Linked DNA regions of Homo sapiens: region 2 is linked to region 1. A link is a contact called in ENCODE Hi-C data. All regions are on one chromosome and are shown on one strand. The core of a region is the stretch at or near the end of the contact, and the rest is flanking DNA. Distances in the headings are between cores, read along the strand shown. Region 1 overlaps PTPN3 (protein tyrosine phosphatase non-receptor type 3). Region 2 overlaps PALM2AKAP2 (PALM2 and AKAP2 fusion).

The links. A loop is a pair of places that touch in the nucleus more often than their neighbours do. Pooled maps may share reads with other maps.
Region 2: a loop to region 1 is called in a map with no recorded cell type, with 4 times the contacts of the local background. The contact joins two enhancer-like sites. A Hi-C loop is called at or near these places in 10 of 37 single-sample maps with no recorded cell type and 7 of 50 pooled maps.

Annotation. Positions count from the first base shown.
Region 1 is chr9:109,408,309-109,414,789 of GRCh38, forward strand. PTPN3 (protein tyrosine phosphatase non-receptor type 3) reads right to left here. Exons shown (of 26, transcript NM_002829.4): 15 at 1,921-2,107; 16 at 1,691-1,768; 17 at 13-69. Among named protein-coding and RNA genes, the nearest start is that of PTPN3, 87 kb to the right of the region's middle. RefSeq lists enhancers at 2,907-3,026, 3,547-3,646. Within about 2 kb of position 2,908, at least 2 of the 41 ENCODE cell types and tissues checked have a DNase peak (open chromatin) inside an H3K27ac peak, as active enhancers do.
Region 2 is chr9:109,909,575-109,916,055 of GRCh38, forward strand. All of the region lies in intron 3 of PALM2AKAP2 (PALM2 and AKAP2 fusion), which reads left to right. Among named protein-coding and RNA genes, the nearest start is that of PALM2AKAP2, 130 kb to the left of the region's middle. Within about 2 kb of position 3,782, at least 13 of the 41 ENCODE cell types and tissues checked have a DNase peak (open chromatin) inside an H3K27ac peak, as active enhancers do.

The DNA of each region.
Region 1 (6,481 bases), core at 1,658-4,157:
GTATTTACTTACAGGTGACTCTGGGTTTATCCTTGATACCACAAGAGGCATCTTTTGATCCACTCCTCCCTGTAAACATTTTAAAATAAAAACAAAACAAAGTTTTTTAAGTTAAACAAACAAACAAACAAAAAAACGAGTAGCTCACAGCATCAACAACATGGAGGTACCAATAAATGTGAGTCTTTGGTACAGGGAGGCTTCAAACTTCACTATGACTGATTCGAATCACACGTCATTTCAGAAATATGGAACAAATTCCTGACCCCTCTGGATCCAGCGGGCTGACCAGGACTCTGTTCAGAAGCCTCCCTCTGCCATCCCCACAGTCCATGAACTAACAGATACACTCAGAGAGAAGCTCCTCCTTAAAAACGCAGATGCCCCCAGAGAGGGACTCCACAGCATGTCTTCGAGTGCTGCTAGAACAAACCTGCACGTTGTGCACATGTACCCTAGAACTTATAATAATTAAAAAAAAAAAAAAAATATATATATATATATATATATGGGCTTTATATATATATATGGGCTTTAATATATATATATATGGGCTTTATATATATATATATAGGGGCTTTCAGCAGAGGCGAGCGAGGCCTGGGAAGGGGGCACACCCTGTGAGCGCATCTGGCCTGTGAGCGCTGGTCCTCAACACAGCTGCTGGGGCAGATGAGGCTGTGCATGATGGCAGCTGGGGGGTAGGCGACCACCTGCCCTCACTTTGTCCTAGAGTAGGGATGAGTAAACGTTTTCTGTAAAGGGCCAGAGAGGCTTTGTGGGAGTGAGGGCTCTGATTCAACTGCTCAACTCTGCAGTCATTAACCCACCAGTAAACAAATGGCTGTGGCTGTTACCAAAAAAACTAGTTACAGAAACAGATGGGATTTGGCCTGTGGGTTTAGTTTGCAGATCCTGCTTAAAGGTGCCTGGAGGAGAGTGGTGGCCCTGCAGGTTGAACTTGAATTGTTTTTCTCTTATCAGCTTTAGCAATGCTGAGGGGTTCTCTTAATAGCATTCCTGAAGTGGGTAGATCTGTTTGCCAACTGTGTGCCCTCATTTCTGGGAACCTCAGTATTCATTTGCAAAATGGGTTTAAAAATACTGACCTTACCACTTGTTATCAGAACTTAAGAAGGTGCTATGAATCTAGTGGATAGCCAATGCCAGGCACAGAGCAGGCACTTGGCCTTCGGCAGCTGTTAAGGCCACATTAAAAAAAACCTCTCAATTCTAGGCTGGGTGCGGTGGTTCACGCCTGTAATCCCGGCACTTTGGGAGGCCAAAGTGAGTAGATTGCCAGGTGTTTGAGACCAGCTTGGACAACATGGTGAAACCCCATCTCTACAAAAAATATGAAAAAAATTAGCTGGGTATGGTGGTGCATCCCTATAGTCCCAGCTGAGGTGGGAGGATCACCTGAGCCTGGGGAGGTCAGCGCTGCAGTGAGCTGCGATCGTGCCACTGCACTCTAGGTTTGGGCGATAAAGTGAGTTTTTAAAAAAAAACAAAAAAAACCCCAAATATCTCAAACCAAACAAAAACAAAAAAAACCCCCAACTCTCAATTCTGAGGGTTGAACCAACTTCCTTATGTAGCTCAGGAATGCAGCACATTTGTAATGCAAATTAAAAACTCATTGAAAGATTGCTTCCCAGCACAAAACTTCCTTTATAAATACACAACATACCTTAAGATTAAATCCAAATTTTCCATCTTCATCTGGTGTGATACGGATCAAGACTAAGTAGCTGTCACCATTATCATTCTGGAAAACGGTTTGAAAGTGGTCATTTGCATCACATCTCTCTCCAGCAGTTGGTGATAAGATATTTTCATTTAGTTAGAGCTACTCAGCTGCCCACAAGAGGCCGGGAAGCCCTGGGTGTGTGGATCACCCGGCTGCCTGCGCTCGCTCACCTTGTCACAGTAGTACTGGCTGGCGTCCTCGGTGGAGCCCCCTTTGGTCACCCTGTGGAAGTCATCTAAGAGCTGCTGATCAACGCCGTCAGGTGAGCAGGAGCCTGGAGCATTTGAAGATGGAGACACAGAACTGGATGACTTCTGGGTCAGGTAGCTTTGTGCCGGATTGTTCTCGGATAAACTCCTTCATCATGGGGAAGGAGGAGATATTAATAACTGGGTTAATATTTTATTAGAGCAAACACTACTGACTGTAGGGGCCTGGCAGCTGGGGGCTGTATGTTTCCCTGGAACCTCAGCTGCATAGGTTGTCAGCGGGATTTGAGTACACCCAGGGCCCACTGACCACCCCTGACCGCATCTGGCCTAGACACTGTCACATGGTTTTGGGGAAAAGGGATAGGAGGCAGGGTGGATCTGGAAACTGCTGAAAACTTTGCTCCCTTCCCCGCTGCTTTAGAAGGGTGACAGGGAAATGTGTCCAGCTCCTCTGGTGGTTTCATTACTGAACCAGGCTCTGCCAGGCAAGCTCATGCAGATGCACAGCCCATCCCTTCTGAAAGCTTTTTTCCTTCTGTCTCACTTCTGCGGATGGTTCTGCTTCATAGGACTCTTGCCTCCTCAAAGGAAACAGGACTGTTGTTGTTGTGCGTTCAGGAGAATTTATATTATTCCTAGTTGGCATGATTTGCCTGTGACATCCATGAACTGCCACGCTGAGATCTTGTTACATTTTCCTCTATCGAATATAGTTTCTTCTGTATCGTGGAGCTGCACTGTCTAGTATGGTAGCCACTAGTTATATGTGGCTACTTAAATTTAAATAAATTAAGACAAGAAACCAGCCATACTTCACATGCTCACTAGCCATATGCGGCCAGTGGCTCCCGTATGAGACAGTGCAGTCAGAGAACATTTCACCACGGCAGGAAGTCCTGCTGGACAGCGCTGTCTTAGAGAGTTACAGATGATGAAAACGGAACAGAACTTTGTGGTCATTTGTTCTAACTCCCAGTTCACAGATGAAGAAGCTGAGGTCAGGAGAGGCTGAGTAACTTGCCCAGGGTCACATGGCTTTCCCCCGGCTTAGCAGACAGAAACCTGACCGATGTGCGTCCTAAGCCTTTCTTCCCTCTCCAGACCATGCAGAGCCCACTTCCAAGACCCCTATTTCTAACCCCTCAGAGTCACAGGGATTAACCATCCCTGCTGTCACTGTACAGGACAGGACCCTTGAGTCTCTGCATCACCCACACCAGCCCCTTCCGGAGCCACAGGCCCAGCACAGACACCTTACAGAGCTGATGACTATGGGGCTCTCCTACATTCTAAGACTCTGCCCCACCCTAACCTCATCCAAAGTGAAGTGAGGGGAGAAGCGCAGAGACCAAGTCATTCAGTGAAACCCAGACAAAAGACAGCTGCTACTGCCTCTTTCTTGACCTTCATTTCAAGCCCTTATCCATGGATTTTTTATGAAATTGGTGCTTCTCTTTCTCCTAGTGAGTTTAAATGAGCCTAATTTAAATATAAAATCTGTATCATAGTCACACAGAATGATTCATAATCACAATCTATTTGAATAAAATATTCAGTGACAGACCAATGGAGAAACACAGCGATACAGTAGGACAAGAGTCTGGCCTTATGGTGTCCAAGTGGCTGGTTGGGGGTAGGGTGTTATGGATGGGAAGGCATTTCAGAGACAGAGTATTTTGGAATTGAAGTTGTATACAAGTTTTCAGATTGAAAAAGCATGACTTTCACTTACGTAAAAGGAAGCTTTACAAAATTCCCCCCAAATACGGCATCTTTGCTGGGTTTCACTGTTTACAAGAGCATCACCCAGTGGCAGAAAGGGCAACTGCTTGGCAGTTACAAAACAAGTTAAAATGGTATTTCCAGTTCTCGTTCTGTCTGTCTCTGTCTCTGTCTCTACCTCTGTCTCCCTCTCTCTCCCTCCCTGCACCCCCCCAATCCATTTTTTTTTCTTTTGAGGTAGGGTAAAGCTCTGTTGCCCAGGCTGGAGTGCCATTACATGACCACAGCTCACTGCAGCCTCGATTTCCTGACTCAAGAGATCTTCCTATCTTGGTCTCTTGAGTAGCTGGGACCACAGGCATTCGCCATGTCCAACTAATTTTAATTTTTTTTTTTTTTTGAGTCAAAGTCTCGCTCTGTTGCTAGGCTGGAATGCAGTGGTGCAATCTCGGCTCACTGCAACCTCCGCCTCCCGGGTTCAAATGATTCTCCAACCTCAGCCTCCTGAGTAACTGGGACTACAGGTGCCCGCCACCACACCCGGCTAATTTTTTATATTTTTAGTAGAGACAGGGTTTCACCATGTTGGCCAAGATAGTCTCGATCTCTTGACCTCGTGATCCACCTGCCTCGGCCTCCCAAAGTGCTGGGATTACAGGTGTGAGCCACCATGCCCAGCCTTTTAAAAATTTTTTGTAGACACAGGGTCTCACTATGCTGCCTAGGCTGGTCTAGAACTCATGGTCTCAAGCAATCCTCCTGCACTGGCCTCCCTAAGCGCTGGGATTACAGGTGTGAGCCACCATCCCCAGCCCTATTTTTCTTTTTTGATTTAAAACTCAATGGTCTGTCTAAACTAGCCCATGGTACTAAATGACAACAGTACTACTACTATTACTATTGCTGCTAGTACTAATACTATATTCCAAGTCATTTTATGCCCTAACCTATTTTTTTTTTTTTTTGAGACAGAGTCTTGCCCTGTCGCCCAGGCTGGAGTGCAGTGGCACAGTCTCAGCTCATTGCAAGCTCAAGCTCCACCTGCCAGGTTCACACCATTCTCCTGCCTCAGTCTCCCATGTAGCTGGGACTACAAGCACCTGCCACCAATGCCTGGCTAATTTTTTTTTTTTTTGTATTTTTAGTAGAGATGGGGTTTCACCATGTTAGTCAGGATGGTCTCGATCTCTTGACCTTGTGATCTGCCCGCCTCGGCCTCCCAAAGTGCTGGGATTACAGGCATGAGCCACCGTGCCCGGCCTGCCCTAACCTATTTTCTAAGCAGGGTTGGAGGGGTTACTCTTAGTCATTTATTTCAACAAATGGCTGATTTTTGGCCTGCTCAACTGTGTACACAGGTGCTCTGTAGGGCGCGGTGATATTCTGTTCAGTGTGCAAGATGGACAGACAGACGAGGAAGAGGACATCAAATGAGGAGATGCAATGAGTAAGTGGCAGCTGGCCACAGCACAGGGTGGCCAGGGGTGAAGGCACCAAAGCCCTAGTGCCTCCTCTGTCGCTGGGCAGAATGCAGTGCGGCTGAGGAGCGCAGGGGAGTTGCCCCATGAATTCCACAAGTGGAGTGAAGAAAGGGGCAGGATGAGGGATGCAAGAAGATGGTGAGGATGGGATGGAGCCAATGACAAGGGGGAGGAAGGAGCAGAAGAGGTTTGTCCCTGAGGCAGGACGGGGAAGACACCATGGAAGAGCCAGTGTGGGACTGACCACATCCTGGTTCTTAGGGAGAAAGGGGCAGAGACAGAGAAATGTGAGACACAGACTGACCATCAGGCAGACAAACAAGTATTCACCCTCCAGAAAACACATGCTTCTGAACTGTAAAGGCAGCAGGCATCAGAAAGAAACACTCCCATGAAAGAGACACTCCCGCACGAAGCTCTCCCTAAACCCTAGAAAATTAAAGACCTCCCCGCCCCGCCGCCTGTGAAAGGAGGCAAAGTCCTGCTCTCAAATTGTGGTGTGATGGAACAGGGGCCCTGTTTTGGGAGCTTCTCAAGGTCAGGAGACCCTAGTGCTCTTTCTGTTCCTCTCCTAGTACTCGGAACACAGGACCAGGCACACAGGGAGTACTCAACTGAAATGCTGAGTGAATGAAGAATAAAGCCTCTTGGCAAGGTACCAAGAGGATCACCCGAGGTGATTGGGTGAGTTACTCTAAAAGAGCAAGGAATTTACTCAGGAATCTGGAAGCTCAGGTGCAAAGTGAAGGCGAGTTAAATGGTTCTCATCTGCAAGATCAGAGCTTCTGAGAATGTGCTGTGCACAGGAACCAGCTGGGGTCCTGCTGAATGCAGAGTATGATTCGGCAGGCCTGTGTGGGTCTGAGATTCTGCATTCCGACCAGCTCTCAGGTGCTGCAGCTGCTGGCCTGTGGCCACAGCTGGAATAGCACGGCGCTAGAGGAACTCATACCAGTTCACCCAGAGGGCACAGTTTCTTCTGAATAAAATTCCTGGAGAAATTTCCCACATGGCTCCTCACATAAGGGTCCTTGAGTAACAGAAAGAAGACTGTCTTCCAATACACATTTTTATGATGTGGAGACAGTCACCACAGGAAACAGCTCATCTGGGGCTGTAATAAATGCCAAGGGCACAAGATCAAAGTGGCAGAGGGGATATGGTTCAGGTATGGTGCTTTATGAGCTCACAGTCTTTCCTGCTGGAACAACAGATCATGAATCTGTCTAGGCTTCCCCTATAGATATCAGACACCTCACTGGCAAGAAAGCACTTGCTAAACCTCGGTCAATTCATCCCTGAATTCTCTGAGGAGA
Region 2 (6,481 bases), core at 2,532-5,031, 500 kb after region 1:
TGTAAACTGGAGTTAGGGAAGGGAGCCCAAAATCCATGAATGAGTGATTAAAATACAGTGGGATAAAGTTGGTGGTAGAAATATGTCCATGAGATATGGCAGCAAAGAAGAAGAGCACCTTCATGGGAAAAGTCCAAAGAAGACTTCCATAAAGAGATGATACCTGAGCAGATGCTTTAAAAATGAGTAGTAATTACCCATGGGAAGGGGAAGAGAGAGAACAAGGGCAATCCAGGCAGAGGGGTGGTATGAGCAAAGTCATTGAGCCAAACAAGGAAATCTTCATTTCTGCAGGTAAATGAGAGGCTGGGAGTGTGTCATATCCATGAGCTTTAGCAGAGAGCCCATGAGGGGTTTTCAGCAGGGGAGTGCTATTGTGGTGTGTCTAGGCACATTCTGGATTTTAGGGTGATGGGGCTGCATAGAAGCAGAGAGATTGGTTAGAAGGTTGTTGCAGGCATTTAGGAGAGAGCCTATACTAGGGCTGAAGAGAAGCAGCTATGAAAAGAGATTTGTGGGGCAAATTGGCTTGGTGGCTAATAAGACACTTAGTTGACCTGGTGACTAATAAGATACATGTACGTGATGATAGTAAGCGAGGGTCAAGCCAGAGGTGAAGACAACATCTAGGTTTCCCTCCTAAGTAGAATGGATTAACGGTGGTACCAGCATCTGAGCTAGAGAATAGGGAGGAGCAGCTCTATGGAGAAAGATGAGTTTGGTCCTGTATATGTTGTGTATGTGGACCATCCGGGTGGAGACATTCAAAATACAATTGTACATAAAGGCTGGAGTTCAGGAGAGATGCTGAAGATATAGTTTGGATAGATTTAAGCATGTTCGGTAGGAATTAAAGCATGAGGCTGGACATGAGTAGCCAAGAATTAAATGTTAATCAATAAGAACAATAAAACAAATAAACCTTTAGTGGTAGAGTAGGAGAAGAGGTGCCCATATGGAGAACATGGCGTCATGGTCTCTTCATCATGGAGGAAGAGTGATCAAATATGTTTTTAAAAACGAAGAAGTCAAACAGATCCACACCAAAGAGGGTCCGCTGGACGTGGCAGTCATGGACTTGACTAGGAGCAGACGCAGCAGGGCATGAGGGCAGAGGGACTGAGGCTGAGGCATGGACTTGACTAAAAGCAGATGCAGCAGGGCGGTGAGGGCAGAGGGACTGAGGCTGAGGCATGGACTTGACTAGGAGCAGACGCAGCAGGGCGGTGAGTGCAGAGGGACTGAGGCTGAGGAGGGGTCAGGATGTGAGGATGTTGAGGCAGTAAGAGATGACTGGCCTTGGGGAAGTCTGGAAGAGGGATTCAGCAGCAACTAGAACAGGATGCAGGGTCAAGAGAAGTTCACTTATTTTTAGTATGGAAAGAGATAATTCTTGTTTATTGACTAGCAGGAAGGAGGCATCTTGGAGAGAGGTGAAGACACAGGGGAGAGGGGATAGTTAATGGGGTATCCTCCCAGATCAGTCTGCACAAGCTCAGGTGCAGGGGTGGAGGCGCTGGCCTTCAACAGACAGTCTGAGTCAGAGGCTGGAGGTCAGAAGGTGTGGCTGGATGGGACTTTTTCTCTTCCTAGAAAAAAGGGACATTTTTAGGGGGAAAAGGAGGGGGTTTAAGCTATTGAGAAAAGTACTGCTTTGAAATGAAATAATCTCACTTTCCTGTAATCAAAACTCTTTATTTCTGATGAAACAGACTCAAATAAGAATCACAACAAAGAAATCAGTGCTCAGCTCAAGCCTGGAAATGATTTCCTACACGGAAATCCACTTGCACAGATTCTGATAGTGTGAGTCATGTGATTCCAGATGGAGTAAATACACATGAAAAGGAGAGAAAAGCTGGTGTCTCCATGGGCTGAAGCACACTTATGGAGAGAGAAATTTTCATTTATTTGTATTTGGGCTTCAATATGATTACATCACCATCAATAATGAAAAGTGCTGCCATGTCCCAGCTGTATACTTAGATCAAGATATAAATCAGTCCAATATTGTTCTTTTTTCTCACTGAATATCTAAATTTGTATATTTGAGGGGAAAGTAGAAAAACCAAGCCAAGATTTTAAAAATTACATTTACTATCACCATCTCCAAGTTACATTCACTATAGAATCCTTTAGAAGCATGTTCTTGGGTAGCTTTGCTTTTTATGCACTCAACAAATATTTATTGAGCATCTGTATGTACAGGGAAGAATGTGAGGTACAGTAACACAAAATATATAGTCCTATCTCTTAATAAGCCTGCACTTGGGAGAAGGTATAGATAGGGTTGGGAAGGATAAATATATTTTTAACACTCTAATACAAGGCAGAGTGTACCAAAAGTTAGAAATGCTGTGGAGAATCAGAATGAATGAACATACCAGGCTGGGTTGGGGGGCTGGGGGAATTATGGAAAACATTCCTAAAGAGATGTAATTTGATTTGGGCTTTTATTATGATATCTGTTTTCAGACAATGGAGTTGAGAGTGGGGAGTCCTTCCTGGCTTTGTCAGGAGCAGTTTGAGGTCTTGGCTGAAGACAGGAAGGCATAAGGCTGGAAAGGGGTGGGAGCAGAACATGGAGGGTGTGAACTTCCAGCCGAAGAAGTTTGATGGGGTTTGGGAAGGAGGTGAGAGGGAGCCACCAGGAAAGGATGTGAGCTGGACCTTTGGAATTCTTAAAGGGACCCTTGTCTTCTCTGCCATATTTCTGTCTCAGGGATGACGTGAGGAAAAAAAAAAAAGAGGAGGAAATGGGCTTGAGTTTCCACTGACACCTTACAGTCAAGGAAGGCCCTGTTCTTTCATAAGGAAAAGTGGAAATCCTCTGTTTACTTAAGGGCCATTAACATGTTTTCATATTAAAATACCAAATGATCTGCCGTGACTCCAGATAGACTCATCTAAATAAAAGGAAGCTGTTTCCTTACAAATTGAGTCACAAAGGATAAATATTTGTGGAGTGCCATAGAAACAAATGCGCTGTCTTCCTGAAATGTGGAAAATGAATTTTGTAGCATTGATTTGCATGAAAACAATATTCTTCCCAGTGTTCTACCTAGAATATTGAAATGGAGGTATTAAGATAGATGATAGATAGGACAGATAGATTGCTAGAGAGCTAGATTAGATAGATAGATAGATAGACAGACAGACAGACAGATAAGATAGATAGATCGATGAGGTTAAATATTCTTAGGATGGAAGAAGGGGTCAGATAATCACATCTCAGACAGATCTGGAATTCCAGGCAGCAGGAACTAATGAAGTGGTCTCTTCAGAGTTTTACCATGGGACGAATTCACCCCCGATTAGTTTTTATTCTTTGAGTCACTTCTCTCAAGACAAAGATCTTTGGGCAAGAGTTCAGTTGGCCTAGCTTAGATATGTTTCTACTCCTTGGCCAGGGATGTGAGCCTTCTGACCAATAGTTTCACCAAATCTACAAGGAACCCTAGAGAGACTTTTTTCCCAGTGGAGGAGCTGGATGTTGTTCCTAAAAGAAAAGGGCAGAGGGACCCTGGGCAGGCAAAATTTTCAGCTGCCTGCCACCTTAGCCCCTGTCCCCACACTCACTTCTGAACCACATGTGATCAGTCTTCTCTTCCCACCACATAACTGAAACTTCAAGGTCATGGGTGAGCTCTATGTTGTTAAGTCTTATTTATAGGAGCGATCAGCTCGCTGCACTGCAAGGCTGGAAAGGTGTTTAAAATGTATACTTAGGCATGTCTTGGCTCTTTCTGATATAATTCAGCTGGCAAAGGCTCTGGCAGGAAGCCAGACGGACACAAATAGCGCACCAAAGAGATGCTAAGACATGGGTGATTATAATTGTGCAAGGAGTAGAAACTTCTCTGCTGAGACTTTGGATGTGGCAGAGATTTGGGGAGTAGAAGGGGGGCAAAGCACAGTTCCAGCCAACCCCATTTACAGGCGTTGATTAGCAGTAATGAATTCACAACCTTGCAATTGCTCATTTTTTTTTCTTCTGCTGCTGAGTCATGGATAAGACTCTAAGCTCTGATTAGCTGTGATCCCTAATTCTCAGCACAATTCTAAGAGCATTCCTTCAAATTCAACAATATGTGGTAAGTGTCTTGTATTAATTAGGATTCCATGTGGATGCAAGGAACAGAGACCCACAATAACAGTGGCTTAAACAAGATGCTTATTTCTTTTTTTTTTTTTTTTTTTGAGACGGAGTCTGGCTCTGTTGCCCAGGCTGGAGTGCAGTGGCGCAATCTCGGCTCACTGCAAGCTCCGCCTCCTGGGTTCATGCCATTCTCCTGCCTCAGCCTCCCGAGTTGCTGGGACTACAGGCGCCCGCCACTACGCCCAGCTAATTTTTTGTATTTTTAGTAGAGATGGGGTTTCACCATGTTAGCCAGGATGGTCTTGATCTCCTGACCTCGTGATCCACCCACCTCGGCCTCCCAAAATGCTGGGATTACAGGCGTGAACCACCGCGCCCGGCCAAGATGCTTATTTCTCCCTTCAATAAAAATCCACAGGTCTGCAGTTATGTAAACATCCACAGGCATGCAGTTAAGAGCTGTTTGGTGGCTGTGCCCTGTGAATTCCTTAGGGACCCAGACCTGTTCCACTTTAACCCTAAAGACTGATCCTTGTCAACAGTGACCAAGATGGCAGTTTGTGCCTCAGCTGCATACATGTGCATTTCAGGCAAAGGATGAAGAAAGAACTGGAGAAGAAAGGGCTAAAGAAGATTCTAGGAGCTGACATATAGCACTTTCACTTACATGCCTTTGGCCAGAGCATGTGGCTACAAAGGATGCTGAGAGATGTGGCCTTTACTCTGTGTGGCCATATGCCCAGCTCAGCCACAGGAATGACATTGCTTTGAGAGAAGGGGAGGATGGAAATTGAGCAACTTAGCAGTCCCCTTTCCACTTTTACTTGTGCTGAATTCATAAACATGTGGGCAGCTTTCCTCTCCTCTGAGCAGCAAACACTTCTTCTGAGGTTCTTGTTTTGGCAGGTTGGCCAGACAGGCACCCCACTTGACTGCTCAACTATGAAACTGCAGTTCCAGAGAAGAGAACAGGTCTGAATTAAGCACCTTAAGCCAGTTGGTCAGCATCTCCTTTTATTCGGAGAGTAGTTACTGAGATTCAAACCCATGTCAACTGAGTAGCAATGTGTTTGGCTATAGGGTAGGGCGTAACCCTAGTCTATGTCTCTCAATAGTGAGTTATTTCATAAAGGCTCAGCCCATCGTCAGGAATATGCTGGTCTTGCGTAAGCCTTTTTCAGAAGTGTTCATAGGGTCCTGAGAATTTTGTGAGCACTTCTTTACTGCTTCTCTTGCCTCCTCTTTTAGTTGGTGCTGAGTTCACTGCATGAAGGGTCCCAGGAGTCCTCTTTCCCCTTGGTTTTTCTACTCCTTTCCTTTTCTGCTCTTTCTACCACCTCCTACTGCTGGACCTCTTTGTATCTGTACTCCACCATGGAAAATAAGTTTTGTTTGCCCCAGATCTTCCCATTTCCCAGAGTGGAGCCTTTATAATTCATGATGTTTACTAAACTTGATCTCTGCCCTTTCAAGGGATGGAACTCAGATAATGAAAGATATAGGGAGGGATACATTGCTTAAATCTGTGAGTGGGCATTACGATGGGCCTAAGTGTCCCAAGAGGGATTGGCTTGCCATGGGAGGTGGTGAGCTCCCCATGTGTGGAGAAGTTCAAGAAGGTGTGAAATAATCGTTGGGTGGAGGACAGTTCAAGGACTTCATGTTTCTGGAGAGCAATTAAGTTCAATGGCTTCTACTCCCAGTCTGACCTGTGCTTCTGTGAGCTTGAAAAATATATATTGTGTTGCAATGTGCATTCTTTAGGGAATGAAGGTAAAAGGGCAAGTGGTCATGGGAGGATGTCAAGGATAGGGGCAAAGGGTACTGGTTCCCCAGCCAGACCACCAGGGTCCAAATTCTGGCTGCACATCATCTCTGCAACCCTGGACAAGTCAGTGCTCTTTCTGTGTATCCATCCATCTGTGTCATGGGAGTTGCAGATTTTTTTACTTCATGGGATATTGTGAAGATTAAGTATTATAATGTACGTAAAACACTCATAACAGTTCCAAGCACACAGTAAGCACTCAATAATCCTAATCCTTATGATTATTATTGTTACATATATTACTGTATCTAGCAAAAACAATATTAGAATTGTTAGTATTATAATAATTATTATCATCATTGATGGGGAAGGAAAAATGAAGCCCACCTGAGTTCACAGACAAGACCCTCTCCAAACAGTAAAACAATTAAAAACCAAGTTGTATTTGTCTGTGCTCCTTTGGATTCAACTGACCAACACCCAGGCAAAGGGAAAATATATTGGCTTGCTTTTTTTTTTTGAGATGGAATCTTGCACTGTCGCCCAGGCTAGAGTGAAATGGCATGATCTCGGCTCACTGCAACCTCTGCCTCCCAGGTTCAAGCGATTCTCCT